Regions from separate parts of the Homo sapiens genome. Here region 1 is linked to region 2. The links are chromatin loops, found by intact Hi-C in ENCODE. Cell type or tissue: stomach. All regions are shown on one strand. Links, peaks and the distances in the headings refer to the core of each region. The heading gives the core; the rest is flanking DNA. Region 1 has its middle 180 kb from the start of USP12-AS1. Region 2 holds the start of CDX2 (caudal type homeobox 2).

Region 1 (8,329 bases), core at 73-8,072, 1.0 Mb after region 2:
GCGCAGTGGTTCCTGTCGGTAATCCCAGCACTTTGGGAAGCTGAGGTGGGCGAATCATGAGGTCAAGAGATCGAGACCATCCTGGCCAACATGGTGAAACTCCTCTCTACTAAAAACACAAACATTAGCTGGGCATGGTGGCACACGCCTGTAGTCCCAGCTACTCGGGAGCCTGAAGCAGAAGGATCGCTTGAACCCGGGAGGCGGAGTTTGCACTGAGCCGAGATCGCGCCACTGCGCTCCAGCCTCGTGACAGAGCGAGACTCTGTCTCAACAACAACAACAACAACAAAGTGTGTTTCCTGGGGCCCTTCCGCAGGCCTCCCCAGTCAGGGAGTGTGCAGCAGCGTTCACGCGCTCAGATTGGGGAACTACTGGCTGGGCCCCTGATACCTGACCCTGTGTGTGAAAACCAAGAGCCCTAAGTCTCAAATGTGAAAAGTCACACTTTCTCTGGTTCAGTGTCTCCTTACTTCCTACCTCATTCTAGAAGTGCTTATTAAACACCTGGGTGCTAAGCTCCCTCCTGGGCTCCCAGGACGTAACTGAATCACGTATCAAGTACTAAAGTCCTTGCCCTCCCGGGACGCCAGGAGGTGGAGGATGCAGGCAGGTGGGCCCTCTGTGCTGAATAGAGGGACACAGGTGACCCAGAGCCTTCTCGGGGCTGGCAGAAGCTCTAACTCAGCCTCGAGCCCTCCCCTTCCGTGGTGGAGTGTGTGCGTGTGTGTGCTGTGGGGTGGGGTCAGGGCAGTGCGTACTCACAGATCCACTGCCCTGGCTCCCAGACCCCATAACACTTTTGAGCTCCCGGCCTCCTGCCCTGGTGAGTTGTCATTTCAGAACATTCCACCCATGAAGGATTTAGCATCTGACAAAACATGTTTTTCACTTGCAGGATATTTTTTGGCTCAATGAATATATGGCATATTTGCTAACGGGTTCCTTAAAAGTGTCATCCTTGATCTTTTTCCAGGTGGGAGGAGGGGAGTAAGAAAGAGTAAAGAAAAAAAGAAAGAAAAGGAAAACAACAACAACGACAACAAATAAAAGCTCGGGTGCTCTAACCCAAGTAAAACCTAAACACAAGAGGGCTGAGGCTGACTGTAAAATGCTCTCAATCGCTTAAGCTAATAAACCCAACTATCTTGAAGAGTAAACACCATATTGTTTTGCCAACTATTAGATTTTTACTACTCTCCAATAAAGCGAGCACTTTATTCCTTTCAAATAATATTCCATTCATTGTTTCCTAAAGATTAGCAATTGAAAGAGATGTCAACAATTTTCACTCTTTAAATTAAGTATAATAGGCTTTTATAGCACAGTATAAAGATATCGAAGGGAAAGGCCGCAATCAGAGCAGCTCGATGTTGCTTTTATCTATCAATACAGCCCCAATTTGACACTTGGGAGCAGAGGAAGCTTGTAAAGGGCCCACGGACCCCATAAAGCTGGTAACACTTGGATTAGTCTGACAGCTCACTTTCTGCACAGTAAAGTGATCATTTAATTAACTAATGGGGTTGTAAGCATGAAGGTTTATCTAATTAGCTCTCTTTCCCTTTGCCTCCTGGTCATTCTAGCTCTCGGTGTTTACATATTAACGGTAGCCTGGGCTGGGACCTGCCCGGGAGAAGAGCATTTTGCACAGGCCTCCCCGGGTCTCTGATTCGGCTTCTGTTGGAGGTGCTTCTGCAGAGTTGTGACATCACTGTTCCCAGAGAAAAATAGGAAAGCTTCTATACCAGATAGTTTCACAGAGGCTGCAAACATCTGCTCCTCAGGGGCTTTCTATATTGTCTGTGCACCCTTTTTTTTTTTTTTTTTTTTTTGAGACAGAGTCTTGCTCTGTTGCCCAGGCTGGAGGGCAGTGGCGTGATCTCAGCTCGCCGCAAACTCCACCTCCTGGGTTCAAGTGATTCTCCTGCCTCAGCCTTCTGAGTAGCTGGGATTACAGGTGCCCGCCACCACACCTGGCTAATTTTTGTATTTTTAGTAGCGATGGGGTTTCACCATGTTGATCAGGCTGGTCTTGAACTCCTGACCTTGTGATCCACCCACCTCGGCCCCCCAAAGTGCTGGGATTCCAGGCATGAACCACTGCACCTGGCCTGTCCGTGCACATATTAATCACATCGATTTAATAATGACCAGTGGTGCGTGTGTGCAAGCGTGAGAGTGTGTGTTCCTGTGTGCTGGGGCATCTGGGAGAGATTTTTCCCTCTGCATAGTGGCTTCACCTGTGCTGTGGACAATCACCGTCCCAAATCCACCATCATCACACACAGACTTTGCCACCCCGCCCCCCACAGTACAAATAATGAAAATACTTGTTTTTGTTTTTTTTTTGGGATGGGGGGTCTCACTCTGTCACTCAGGCTGGAGTGCAGTGGCATAATCACAGCTTACTGTAGCCTCACCCCATGGGCTCAATGATCCTCCCAACTCAGCCTCCCAAGAATCTGGGACTACAGGCTCATGCCATTGGGCCTGGTTGATACTTTTGATAGGGTGTGCCTTTCTACCTGCCCTTGACTAGACATGGAACTAGGCAGCCCTGTGTATAGGAATTCTTAATCCTGGCTCCCAGCATGAAGGGCCAGGATTCCTTACACAGCCCTGGATTCCTTGGGGCCTTCCTCAGGGGAAATCAAAATTGCAGCTGAGAAAGGTCACCTTGACTGCAGAGCCTACCTCCTTTTTACAGGGCCCCAGGGGCCATTGAGCCTGGAGGGGCCAGTGTGTGACTCCAGGGCCTAGAGACACTGGAGGGACCACCCTGAGCTTCCAGAGGGTGAGGGGTGAGGGGTGTCATCTGCTCTGACAACAGTGCCGGAGGGAACAAAAGCGCTCAATGGAAGCATCACCCTGTAGACCTAACTGCTAGTTTTCATCCAGAGGACAGCAGTGGGGTGGACGCAGGCCCGGTGAGGGGCCCATTCCAGAGGTCAGTCCTAATGGAAGCTCTCAGCACCTTTTGACTCAAGCTATTACCCAAATGTGAATTTTGGTGACTCCTGTACTCATCCAGAGTGGCCCTCAGCCACCTGGATCTGAGCTGCTGAGCAGCAGGGTGGCCAGAAGCTTCGAGAGGAGCGGGGTCAGCAAAGGGTGGGGAGGGATGTTTTGGGCTGGTGGGCCTGTGCCCACCCTTCTCCAGACACCCTCTTCCCCTCCCGCTTCTCTGCCTCATTCTGGGAGTGACCATCTCATCTGAGGACTTTTCAATGCTCCCCCAAAAAATGATTCTGAAAATTTTTAAAAGTAACTTACTTTTTAAATATTGTGGTAAAATATACATCACATAAACTTTACCAATTTTAACCATTTTTAAGTGCACCAGTGACATTAAATACATTCACATCATCACCACTATCTACAGAACTCTTTCATCTTGCAAAACTGCAACTGTCCTCGTTAAACAACTCCCCGCTCTTTCCCCCAGCCCCTGCAACCACCATTCTACTTTCTGTCTCTATGAGTTTGGCTACTCTAAATACCTCATATGAGTAGAATCATACAATATTTTTCCTTTTGCACTGGTTTATTTAATTTAGCATAATGTCCTCAAGGTTCACCCATGTAGTAGCATGTGTCAGAATTTCCTTCCTTTTTAAGGCTGAATCATGTTCCATTGCTTGTATGAACCATATCATGCTTATCCATTTTTCTGTTGAAACCATCAAAATGCAATCTTTGCTTTCATTCTTGAATAGTTTTCCCATCACATTTTTGGTAAGAAGGTTTAATAAAGAAGGGCTATTTAATCCTAAGCATGATTCCTTCTCATTTAGCTAATACTTTAATAGTTATTTTATAATAATTGATTCATGGCAGGGTGTGGTAGTGCATGCCTGTAATCCCAGCACTTTGAGAGGCCGAAGCGGGTGGATCACCTGAGGTCAGGAGTTTGAGACCAGCCTGGCCAACATGGTGAAACGCTGTCTCCACTAAATACAAAAAATTAGCTGGGCGTGGTGGTGCATGCTTATAATCCCAGCTACTTGGGAGGCTGAGGCAGGAGAATTGCTTGAACCCTGGAGTTGGAGGTTACAGTGAGCCGAGCTCATGCCATTGCACTCCAGCCTGGGCAACAAGAGTGAAACTCCGTCTCAAAAAAAAAAAAAATTGATTCAAATACAATTCAAGCCTAGTGTTCTCAGAAGGGCAGGAAACTAGCATCACTTCATTTACACCTCTTATGAAGAGGAGCTGAGGACAGGGCCTTGTGTTAAGAATTTGAGTAGGACGACACTGTCATCTTGTGGCTATTTGTACCAATAGCAACTTCATCCTAAAGCTAGGATTAGTAATTTCTGTACACAGGGTTACACAGGGATCCATTTCTGGTCAAGCGTAGGTAAAAAGTCATGCTCTATCAAAAGTATTTTATACTACTTGGGGGACTAGAGTCAGCATTGTGCCCTGAAGTGATAGAGGCCATGGCAGATACAGTCTTTGTTCCCTTTGCCTGTCCCAGACCCTGCTGCTCAGAGGAAGCTGTGGCAGGGGACATTGGCAGGAGAGTTAATTACTATTCATCTTACCCACGGACACAATGAGGACACATCTGAGCCTAGAGTGTGTTCTCCAACTGTCTTTAGTTTAAGAAGGTCTTTGGGGCAGGAATCTCTCTCCTTTCTTTCTTCCTCCCCTTCTTTCCTTCCTTCCTTTTCTCCTTCTCTTCCTTCTTTCTCTTCTTCATAACTGCTTCATTGAGATGTAATTCATATGCCAGTGAACTCGCCTGTTTAGAGTGTACAATTGAATAGTTTTTAGCTCTTATATTCACAGAGTTGTGCAACCATCATCACAATTTTAGAACACCCTCATCTCCTCCCAAGGAAATTCCATACCCTTCAGCCGTGACCCCTCGATCTCCCCTTCTCTCCTAGGCCCTGCCAACCACTAAGCTACTTTTTTGTCTCTGTGGATTTGCCTATCCTGGGCATTTCATATAAACAGAATCACTTGATTGTGTGGTCTTTCTTGGCTGGCCTTTTTCGTTAGCTTAGTGTTTTCAAGGCCCATCTATGTTTTATCATGTATTAGTATTTCTTTCCTTTTTACTGCTGAATATATTCCTTTGTATGAATGTGCTACATTTTATTTATGCACTCGTCAGTTGATAGACATTAGAGCTGTTTTTACTTTTTGGCAATTTTGAATAATGCTGCTATGAACGTTCATGTGCAAGTTTTTGTGTGAGCCTGTTTTCATTTTTTGTGTGTGCATATACCTAGGAATGGAATTACTGGGTCAAATGTTAACTACGTTTAATATTTTGACGCTTCTTTCCCCACATTGTCACCAGCTGTTGTTGTCATTTTTAATCTGACCATCCTGTAGGTGTGAAGAGGTAGCTCATTATGATTTGATTCACATTTCCCTGATGGCTAATGATGTTGAGCATGTTTTCATGTATTTGCTGGGCATTTGTGTATTTTCCATGGAGAAATGCCTAGCCATGTCTTCTGCTCATTTTAGAATCAAGTGGTTCCTCTTCTTGTTATTGAGTTGCAAAGAGTTCTTTACAATTCCCTTATCAGATATATGATACAATCCCATTATCAGATATATGATTTGCAAAATTTTTCTTCCTTTCAATAGGTGTCTTTTCATTTTCTTGATGGTGTCCTTTGAAGGACAAATGTGTTAATTTTGATGAAGTCCAATTTATCTGTTTTTCCTTTTGTTGTTCATACTTTAGGTCTCATATCTAAGAAGCCTTTGCCAAATCAAAGGTCATGAAGATTTAGTCATATGCTTTCTTCAAAGAGTTTTACAGTTGTATCACTTACATTTAGGTCTTTGATCCCTTTTGAGTTGTGTGTGTGTGTGTGTGTTTGTGTATGTGTATGGTGTGGGATAAATGTACATCTTCATTCTTTTGCATATGGATATTCATTTGTTGTAGCACAATTTGTTGAAAACACCATTCTTTGCTCTACTGAATTGTTTTGAAATTCTTGATGAAAATCAATTAACTGTAATTGTGAGGCTTTATTTATGGACTGTCAGTTCCTTTTCATTGACCTTTATGTCTAGCTTTATACCAGTACCACTTTGTCTTGATTGCTATAGCTTTGCAGTAAGTTTTGAAATAAGGAATTGAATTGTGAGCCCTTCAACTCAGTTCTTCTTTTCAAGATTGTTTTTGTTATTCTGGGTCCTTCGAATTTCCATATAAATTTTAGGATTGGCTTTTCAATTTTTGCACAGAAGTCAGCTGGGATTTTGATAGAGATTGCACTGACTCTGTAGATCACTTTGGCGAGTATTGTCATCTTGACAATATTAAGTCTCTTGATCCATGACTATGGGATGTCTTTCCATATATTTAGATCTTCTTTAAGTTTTAAAATTGTTTTTATCATTTCATTTTTTATTGTTCATTGCAAATGTATAGAAATACAATTTATTTTTGCCTCTTATCTTGTATCCTGCTGCTTGGCTGAACTCATTTATTAGTCTGATTAGTTTTTAGTTGATTTTTTAGAATTTCCTGTATACAAGATCATGTAATCTGTGAACAGAGATGGCTATATTTCTTACCCTCCAATTGCTTTTATTTGATTTTCTTACCCAACTGCTCTGACTAGAACCTGCTGTACAATGTTGAAGAAGTGGCACAGGCATCTTTCTTGGGGCCTACCTGTGGCTCCATCCACAGGTATGTCGCCTGCTGGTATATAGGTTGTCTTCATTGACATCTTTGGAAATTGTGTGTATCAGAACAGTGTCAAAGACAGAACTCAATGACCAAATGGAAAAATAATTTTATTTCTTAATAGACATTAATCCTTTAATCAACAGTCTTTGGATATGACAGATGCAGCTATTAATACACTTACCTGAATCATACACAATCCAAATTACTTCATCTTGACGATAACATTCTCCCTGAAATATTATGAAATGGTCTTCCTGAAAACCAGAAATATTATGTCTGTCTTTGATCTGTTCTACCAGTCTAGTGACTTGATAGGGTCTCTCAAGAAGGGAAATTCCTACGCACGCACACACACACACACACACACACACACACACACACACACACACACGCTTCTCTTCTGCTCTCTGCAGTCCCCAATAGCTGGACCAAGTTGTCTCCCCAGCCTGGAGGTCAGCTCACTCTGTTTTCCAAATCAATCTGAATATGGAGTGAACTGTCTTTGGTGCTTACTATGTTTTGAGATCTGACCTGTCTAGGTTCTTCAGGGTCATTAGTGTGTGAGGCCTCTGAAAGATGGAAACTTATTTGTTTGTTCACTGCTGTACTCCAGGACCCAATTGGTGTCTGCCACACCAGAGGCACTCAATATGTATGTGCTGATTGGGTGAAAAGTGCATTACAGGCATAGGGAGGGAGAGGGATGGGGTGATTTGAATGGGGGAGAAATGGAGCTAGAAATGGAAATAGAATCAGGCGTGGAGCTTGGCAGGAGAGGAAGGAAGAGAAGCCAGGTCATGCCGGCCCTAATCACCACTATGACTTCTGTGGTTGAGGACGCCTGGAGTAGATAATGCTCAGTTAGTATTATTTTCATAAATCAATGAATGTAAGAAACAGAGTAGGGAGTAAAGAGACAAAAAGAATAGCAAAGCATAATTATTCTCAAAAGATGAAAGAAACAAAACGCTGCACCTTCAGTAAGTTTCCATCTTGGCTCATAAAAAAAAAAAAAAAAGTCTTTAGGGCCCGTCTACAAGGCTGAGATTCTGCAGGGAGAGTGCACTGCAGATCACCTGGCCATATGGCCAGTGTTTTTTTCCTGATAATGGCATTTTCCCTCTATTCCTGCCTCCTTCCTACCCTAGTAAGCTAGGCTGAACAGCTGGAGGATAATATGTCTTTCCTTTCTTTCTCTTAAGGACCATAGCTCCCAGGCTTCTTGGTTGTTGGTTCTGGGTCACTGTTCTGAGCCTCTCTCTTTCCCATTTCACATTCCTAAGTGCTTTCTAAGCAAAGGACACCCCAAGACCAAAAGATATGCGAAAATAATAGGAAAAAAATGGGCACTAAAAGTCGAAATTCTCAAAAGTCCAAACATTCAACACCGCGTCTGCCCTTTCACCCAATCACCTTGGCCAAAGCATCCATCCCTCTTTGTTTTGCTAATACCCAGTGTTAGAATCTTTTATTGCCAAAGGTCTCACTTTAGAATGTCTGCACCTAGGAATTAAGGGACAGGGATTTCCCTGTCAATATCTGCAGTGGTGGAGAGGAAGCCAGTCCTCAAACAGACTGAGAGAGGTGAGGGGAACCCAAAAGAGTACAGCATCAGGGAAGAAGTGTTTCAAAGGGGGCAAGGAGAATCCACAA
Region 2 (8,329 bases), core at 296-8,295:
TATCCTGCAGCCTGGTCCCTGAGTGGTAACATGTTAGCCCACAATGACCTCCCAATTAATTCAGAAACCTTTCCTCAGGTAGAGAGGGTCAGACACCCAGTTTGCTTGGGAAGAAAATATGCTTCACTCCACTGGGCAAGGAGACATCTGCTTCTGTGAATGAAGCCTGGGCGGCTGTAGGCAGCTGCGGCCCCTCCCTGCTGTTCAGGATGGACATGTTGGGATCCACTGTGGCCTGATGGGGCTGGACAGGTGGCGGACTCTCCGGAGGCCCTACAGAAAGGACGATGTCATTGATTTCCTTCCCAGAGATGTTAGCTGAGTGGGCTGTGGCAGGGCAAGGCAGGGTTGTTGGGGTCAAACCAACCATTATTGAGCCTTTCTTTGTGTGAGTAGATGGCTGATTGAGTGCAATGGCTGAAAGACTCCCTAAACTCCAAATTAAGTAGAGATTGAGCTGTTTTTCCACATCAGTATAGATGGCCAAGCTGAATAATTTTGAAAGCTGACATTCTCTTCCTTTTCACTCCTCCTTAATTATCCCTGGAATTCAGGTCAATGCAAGGTAAGAGTTTCCTGTGCAAGGTATAGAAGGACTATATTATTTGGATAGTTTTATTTTCCTTTTTTCAAATTAAAAAAATTTTTAGAGACAGGGTCTCCCTCTGTCACCCAGGCTACAGTGCAGTGGCACAACCATAACTCACTGTAACCTCGAACTCCTGGGTTCAAGCCATCCTCCAACCTCAGCCTCCCAAGAAGCTGAGGCTATAGGTGCATATCACCACACCCAGCTAATTTTTCAATTTTTTTTGTAGAGATAGGGTCTTGCTATCCTGGGCTCAGGTGATCCTCCTGCCTCAGCCTCCTAAAGTGCTGGGATTACAGGTGTGAGCCCCTGTGCCTGGCTGGACAATTTTCTTGATCTAAAAAAGATTCAGAAAGTCAACCTACATACTAAGGTGGATAGAGATGGCCTGCCCTAACTGGGTTATGTTAGCCAATGGGCTCCCCAGTTTCCAGGAGCCACAAATATCGGGCAGAGCATGGTCCCCTTAGTCAGAGCAAATATTAGGACCTTTGAACAGGGAGGGAGCTGTGTCAGTGATGTCTGGATTTCAGGAGTTTTTCATCTGCTTGGAGGGGCAGCCCGCCCTTCCAACAGCCTCCTGCTTCCCACCCCCTTTGTGGCCCCTGCCCTTGCCACCAGCCAGGATCCTGCATGCCTGGACCCTCTCTGAAGAATGTGGAATGGCCTCTACTCTGTCAGTAACAGAGGCATCCTTTTGATAACCTGATCGTGGCCACTCCTGCAGTTTTACTGTTGCTTCATTTACCAGGGTCTCTTTTTTTCCCCACCCTTTGCTGCCCTTAGATGTCAGCTCTAGCTCTGGCTCTGTGGGGTTGCAGTTTCAGCCCTAGGCCAACCGCAGGCCCAAGCTTCCCAAACAAGTTTGCCTCTCCCAGAGTGAGTTGCTACAGGCTTCTCTGGCCCAGCAGCAGGACTTACAGGGTAGAAGGGCCCTTCTGGCATCGAGGGTTAGGGATGACCATCCCTGTCCCTTCCTGGGGGCTTCTCAGTGCAGGCCAAAAGGCTCCTAAGAAAGACGCCAAGCACCTGGGGCCTAGGACTAAGAAAGCCCTGCATGGGGCCTTGATGTGGGTGGCTTCTGCCTCCTCCCAGGGACACAGGCCTGCACTTAGAAGCTGGAGAGGCTGCCCCTGAGCAGAGCGAATCTCCAGAGGCCAGTCATGGGGCACCAACCTGCTAGGGGCCAGGGCTGTCTAAATGCCAAGACAACCAGGCTCCTAGAGTTCTGTCAGCCACCTTCTACCCCTCTCTGACTGCTCCCACAACCCTGCCTTTTCAGGGACCCAGCTGGGCCCTCTCCTGGCTGAGAGCAACCAGGATGTATGGGGACGCTTACATTCTAAGAAGCTTGTCCGAGGACATCATTTACCAGCTCCTTTCCCCTCACCGAACAGGTCTAGACCCTGGGACCACAGCTGTGCCATGCCATTGCTAAGGAGACCCATTTTTTGCAATGAGGGAAACATTCGTGTTCACAATGATTTCCTTTCCATGGCTGGAGCACTCCAAGTGAGCCTCGGGCTTCCCTGTGGCTTGGCCTGCTCTGAGGCCTGGCTTGACCTGAGGGGCCAGAGCAGCCCTGGCCACTCCCAAAGCAGTTGGATGAGCAGGCCAGAGCCACGTCTTCAGGGCACAGCACAGAGACACAGCTGGAAAACAGGGACAATTAGCCAGCGGCCGGCAGCCTGGGCCATAAAAAAGCAGGAAGCGGCCACCGCAGGGCGGAGGGAATGGCTGTCCCTAATAAAGCGATTGTTCCAAAGAATGCCCGCATTCCGAAGACATAGGCTGGAGCCTCAGCCTCGGCTTCCAGAGCTCAGGCCTGGGAGCGGGGATGGTATGGGGGATGGAAAGGGGAATTGTGTCTCCAGGAAGAGGAGGAAGATGTTTGCTAGATCAAAAGTTCGAAGTGCCCACCACTTAACCTCCCACATTCCCACCCCATCAGGTCTGCGGACCTCCCCTACTGCCCTTCTCTCAATGATTCGGATTTTGTAACGGGGTTTGCAATTTGCTTCCGGTTGTATTTCTCAGGAAGTCCGATGACACTCGGCTGTCCAGGCCAGGCGCTGGAAGTCCCCCAGGAGGACCAGCTCGGTCTCCCACCTCTTGAGTGCACAGCTCCTTGGCCCCTGAGTACCCCACCACCCCCATTTCCAGCCTTCTTCCTTACAAACACGAAGGGTGGGAGGAACCAGAAAACAGGGGATCCCGCAGCCCTAGGCTAGTTCTGATCGCTTTCAGGTGTCTGCAGAGGCAAGTTGCTGGTTGTCACCTGTAAAATGGGGAGGATAAAAACACCTCCCAGATTTTGTTCTAGATCCTAGGGGGATGTGAGGCTCAAGGGAGATAAAGGACACTGGAGAGCACCCTAGAAATGACAGGATGAAGGCGATGGTGACAAATATCCGAGCGAAACGCTTGACAATGAGAACAGACAAGTGCAGGTCTCCAGGAGTGCCGCGAGCGCCCGCGGGTTCTGAGAGCGCTCAAAGCCGCCGAGTCAGGCTGCCCAGCCCGCCGGGCCTCGCCGCAGTGATCCTCATTCCCGAATCTGGCAGCGCTGTCAAAGGCTTGTATTAGGAGGTGAACGGCGGCCGCAGGCCCACTCCACGCGGTTGCTGAAACCGAGCTGGGCGCGCGCGGGGGCCGAATCTCGCCGCCTCCGCGCTCCTGTCGGGGCAGCTCCCGATCCCGGGCTGCGCGGCTTCGGTCCCCAAGACGGCCACTTCCAGCCCTAGGCCCCTTGGCCGCAGCGCTTCCCAAACCAAGAGAGATCCTTTCTCAACTCAGAGCTTTTCATTAGCAGTCGTTAATAATGGCCCTGAGTTGCCTTATCATCTCCTGGAAATGAGAAATAAATTTCTTCGGAGAACGTTTCCCTTTGTAAAGGACAGAGAGTTTTAAAGATACAGGTATGATGTAAGACACATAAATACCTAGGTAAGCATTAGCAGAAATTCTCTTTTCCTTATATTTAAGTATAATAAACATACAAGTGTAGCTCAATGAATTTTCACAAACTGACATTCTGTGTAACCAGCAGCCTAAGAAACTGCTTTACCAACGATCCCCTAGCTCGCCTCCAGTTATGCACGCCAATAACCACTAGCCTAACTTCTACCACATGCCCATTACTTCTGTAGTTTAAAACTTCTGATTCTTGAATGTAAACGTTTAACAATAAATCGCTTGAATTTAACTCAAATTTCAAATGTAAGATGAAGTCAGAGATGCAGCCTGAATCTAGGATCATAATTTGTCTTGTGCGGAGGGCGAGTAATTTCCTTGGGCAAGAAAATAACTGGAGGTGACAGTTGTTTGGGGCTGCAGTCGTCCGGGCCAGGAGCACAGGGCGGGAAGGAATGGCCCATCTCTTAGGGCTCTCTGCTTGTCACCTACCAGGTTGGTCAGAAACGTTCTCATCAAAGCAATGGTTCTCTTTTCTTTTCTCTTTGGGACAGAAGGAGTTTCTTGACCGCCCTCTTCCCTGCAAATGCATAAACAACCACTGCTCCTGTCTCCAAGCTCAGATTCCTACCAAGATAGCCTTTTCTCTTCCCCTCTCTTTTGTAAGTCTCTTGATTTCATTCTTTGAACCTGTGATTGGAGGTTAAAGTGCACCAGGTTGGAAGGAGGAAGCTCTTAACAATAAAGGTTTGAATATTTAGCTGTGTCAGGTCGCTGCCCTCTCACGAGCCTCCCTCCCCTTTATCTTTTAAAATGCAAATTATGTTTCGAGGGGTTGTGCGTAGAGTGCGCGCTGCGCCTCGACGTCTCCAACCATTGGTGTCTGTGTCATTACTAATAGAGTCTTGTAAACACTCGTTAATCACGGAAGGCCGCCGGCCTGGGGCTCCGCACGCCAGCCTGTGGCGGGTCTTCCCCGCCTCTGCAGCCTAGTGGGAAGGAGGTGGGAGGAAAGAAGGAAGAAAGGGAGGGAGGGAGGAGGCAGGCCAGAGGGAGGGACCGCCTCGGAGGCAGAAGAGCCGCGAGGAGCCAGCGGAGCACCGCGGGCTGGGGCGCAGCCACCCGCCGCTCCTCGAGTCCCCTCGCCCCTTTCCCTTCGTGCCCCCCGGCAGCCTCCAGCGTCGGTCCCCAGGCAGCATGGTGAGGTCTGCTCCCGGACCCTCGCCACCATGTACGTGAGCTACCTCCTGGACAAGGACGTGAGCATGTACCCTAGCTCCGTGCGCCACTCTGGCGGCCTCAACCTGGCGCCGCAGAACTTCGTCAGCCCCCCGCAGTACCCGGACTACGGCGGTTACCACGTGGCGGCCGCAGCTGCAGCGGCAGCGAACTTGGACAGCGCGCAGTCCCCGGGGCCATCCTGGCCGGCAGCGTATGGCGCCCCACTCCGGGAGGACTGGAATGGCTACGCGCCCGGAGGCGCCGCGGCCGCCGCCAACGCCGTGGCTCACGGCCTCAACGGTGGCTCCCCGGCCGCAGCCATGGGCTACAGCAGCCCCGCAGACTACCATCCGCACCACCACCCGCATCACCACCCGCACCACCCGGCCGCCGCGCCTTCCTGCGCTTCTGGGCTGCTGCAAACGCTCAACCCCGGCCCTCCTGGGCCCGCCGCCACCGCTGCCGCCGAGCAGCTGTCTCCCGGCGGCCAGCGGCGGAACCTGTGCGAGTGGATGCGGAAGCCGGCGCAGCAGTCCCTCGGCAGCCAAGGTAAGCAGAGGCTGCGCCCCTTCGGAGGGTGCTTGGGAAGGCGCGGGTCGAGCCAGTGGCTGCTGCGCGTCGCGCGTCCAGTGCGCACAGGGGCGTCCCGGGCTGTCTGGGAGCTCGGCGCCAGGAGGGGCACGGCCCGGAGACAAATTCGGGGGCCTCTGGCCCGTCGGGGCTTCTCTGACCTACTGAGCCTGGGAGTGAATATTCTGAGTCTCAACACCGTGTTCAGGCGTCCTCTTTCCAAGAGCTCCTCATTCGCAACCCCGGGACACCTTCGGGAAGCTCCGGGGAATGTCGGCGTGAGCACTGCTGGACGCCGGCAGAATCGCGTCCTCCGGCACTTGCTGCGGCATGCATTCCTTGCGTGGCTCCTGGCCGCCGAGGAGAGAGGGAGGCTCGAACCTTCTTGGGCTAGGTCTAGGCCATTTATCTCCGCTCTCTCTTTCCCCATCTGAGCCATCTAAGAAGAGAAGTGACCTGGGGGGGTCGGAGGATGGCTAGGCTGTGTGTGGGACCGGGTTTGGCCACTCGGGCCAATTCAAGGTACAGCGAGCAGGCAGACCAGGGAGAGCTGCTGTCGCTGGGAAGAAGGTGCTAGCCCCAGCTGCTAAGGCGACGGGGGCGCGCCCCGTCTCTGAACCTCTGACCTGTGAAGGGGTCATTTCAAGCAAAAGCTGGAAGGCTAGGGGCAAGAAGCCTAGGGGCAGGCGTCTGCGGAGAGAGCAGGGAGACGGGGAGGAAACCCTGGTGGGAATTAAGCCGCCGCTCCAGGTAGGGGTCATTTCTCCCAAAGCTTCCTTTCAAGGGTGTCAGGGATGTCTGTGAGTGTGTGTGTGCAACTGAAAAAGATCCTAGGTTTGCCGGACTGTGGGGCTCATTGACTCTGGGTCTGCCCCTTCTGGTGTTCGAGTGTGCCTAGAGGTGGCAAGGAAGTGCGGTGGGGAGAGTCCTAGTTGAGTGCCCCTTTTAAAGTCTTTCCCCAGCCCTCAGCGCTTCCGCTTTTCTTGCTTCGCTCCTTGATGCCCCAATTGGGCAGGCACGCTGGTTATGGGCACTTTGCAGAAGTTTATAGCCAATTACAACTGTATAAATCAAAGCGCCCTTTGGGGGCTGTCTCTGGGCATCGGTTTCTGCGTCACTGTGCACATGCTAGGGAGAGTCCTGGTGGGAATGCCGCCGACCGGGGAGAAGGCCACAGATCAGCCTCGGGTGAGCCTCAGAGCTTTGGCTTGGTCCCTTCTCCTAGAGGAGGCGCCTTTCTCCTAGCAGGGGCTCCCAGATCCTGGCTCCCAAAGACCCACTTTCTACAGCCCCTGTCTGGGGCGCGGTTGGCGGGGGTGGCGCACGCCCTAAGGAAGACCTTTGCGTGTCCCGGGAGAGCGGCCGCGGGGTGAGGGCCGGGAAGGGGGCGGGAGGGAAGCCGCCAGAGCCCAGGCCGCGGGGTCAGCAGATGAGAGGCCGCTGTGAAGTCCTGCGCCGAGGTGGCAAGGCCGCAGTCGGCGCCGGGTGCCCTTGTGATGTTAATGTGGGGTGGCCGCAGCCCGCGGGCCGGAGCCGGGCTCCTCTGCGGAGCGTCATCTGTCAAGGTGTGGGGGTGGAGGGGGGGACGCGGCCTGGCTTGCTTTGATATACACCTTCCCAGCCCTGCCATTGTCTCTTTTAGGGCCCGGAAAGAGGGTGGTGACTTTCGCAGTCAATAATGAATTCTGACAAGTCCCTCTCATCCCTCCCCTCCATAGCCCCGCTCCTAGGTTCCCAGGGGGTGTGGGGCGCCTCCAAGGCCCTTGGGGCATGGGTCGAAGAGCGCTCAGGGTCTGGTCATCGCGTTGCCCGGCACGTCCGGGACACTGAAGGGGCAGCACCCGAGCAAGGGTCGCTCCGAGACACTTCCAGGCGAGTCTCCCTCCCGGGGTGTTCGGCTGAGGGAACTGCCCTGCGCCTCAGCTCCGGAGGTGTCCTCTGTGGCTCCAGCCAGGCTCCGGTGCCAACCCCGCCTGATACTATCTGCGTGACCCGGTCTGATTCTCCATTTCCTCATCTGTAAAAAGGGGCGAGTACCAATGGCAGCCTGGAGTGGGTTTGAGGCGGTCACGCGTGTCCGAGCGTCCACCGCGGAGAAAGTCGCGTTAGTTCCCTTTACTTTCATAGCAGGCGCGGGGTCGGGGCCGCAGCCCCATTCAAATGCGCCTGCAGGGTCGTGTTTATGTTAATGCGCCTGGCGGGGAGGGGGATGAAAGCCGGGGCCGCCATTTGCTCAGTAGTGGTAATTCAAACAGAATGTGGTTGTTATTAAGGCATTGAAAGGGCTTTTCTTTGATAAGATCGCCTTGTCCTGCATTGTTTGCGGCTGTGTTGGCCTTTCAGCGGCTCGGGGGAGCTCCCTCTGATCAGGCCTGTATCTTCCCAGGACGCTTTTGTTGTGGTTTGCAAAGGGTTTTACCTGAACAAAGTCAGCCTGCGGGGCATTAAACACCTCCAGGCAACTCCCAGGCCCTTCAGATCTTTCTGTGGGATTGGGCACTGGGCGATTGAACCTGTTCAGCTGCAAGAAGACCCAAAAGTGGGACGGAGCCAGAGAGAACAGCTTCTGGCCAGGGCTCTGCCAAGGGCTGAGCCAAGACAGACCTGGTGGAGACGCCAGGCTCGGGCCTGCTCCAACATTGTGGACACTATTTGTCAAGGCCCTTCAGTAAAACAATCAATCTGGGATTTAATATGTTGACTCAATCCAATGAGCATAGATCACTGGTCAGGATAACTCTGGCCGGATTTGCAGCAGGAATAAATGGAGGATCAAAAAAGAAAAAGTACCAAACGCCAAACCTGGTCTGGGCAGGTATAAAGTGTCCCCAGCAGGAGGGGTTTTCTGCCTGTTCCCTCGGCCAGAGCCCAGCTCAGAATTCCACCTGATGGGCCTGGTGTGTCTGGGGGATGATTCTGGCGACTTGTCAGCTCCTGAGCCCCGCTTTCCACTTGTAGTAAAGCAAAGTAGTAACCCCCACACCCCCTCTACAACATGTGCCCACAATGACAGCTGTTTTCGGGGTGGGCTTCCAT

What was found. Peaks named below come from ENCODE experiments on the same cell type or tissue, not always from the same donor. Only the 100,000 strongest peaks of a DNase experiment are listed, where the experiment ranks them.
Region 1: a loop joins it to region 2, with 2.8 times the contacts of the local background. A loop is called at or near these places in 12 of 110 quality-filtered maps.

What each region holds. Positions count from the first base shown.
Region 1 is chr13:26,943,067-26,951,395 of GRCh38, reverse strand. No RefSeq gene overlaps it. Among named protein-coding and RNA genes, the nearest start is that of USP12-AS1, 180 kb to the left of the region's middle. In stomach, for the core only: a CTCF peak has its summit at 4,281 (motif pointing left); a DNase peak (open chromatin) is centred at 4,235; H3K27ac peaks cover 1,500 bases.
Region 2 is chr13:27,965,409-27,973,737 of GRCh38, reverse strand. CDX2 (caudal type homeobox 2) reads left to right here and starts at 4,423. Exons shown (of 3, transcript NM_001265.6): 1 at 4,423-5,272. The coding sequence starts at 4,732. RefSeq lists enhancers at 1,126-1,772, 1,773-2,420, 4,497-5,188, 6,573-7,264, 7,265-7,956. In stomach, for the core only: no CTCF peak of the experiment used is centred there; DNase peaks (open chromatin) are centred at 4,517 and 5,217; H3K4me3 peaks cover 3,175 bases; H3K27me3 peaks cover 8,000 bases.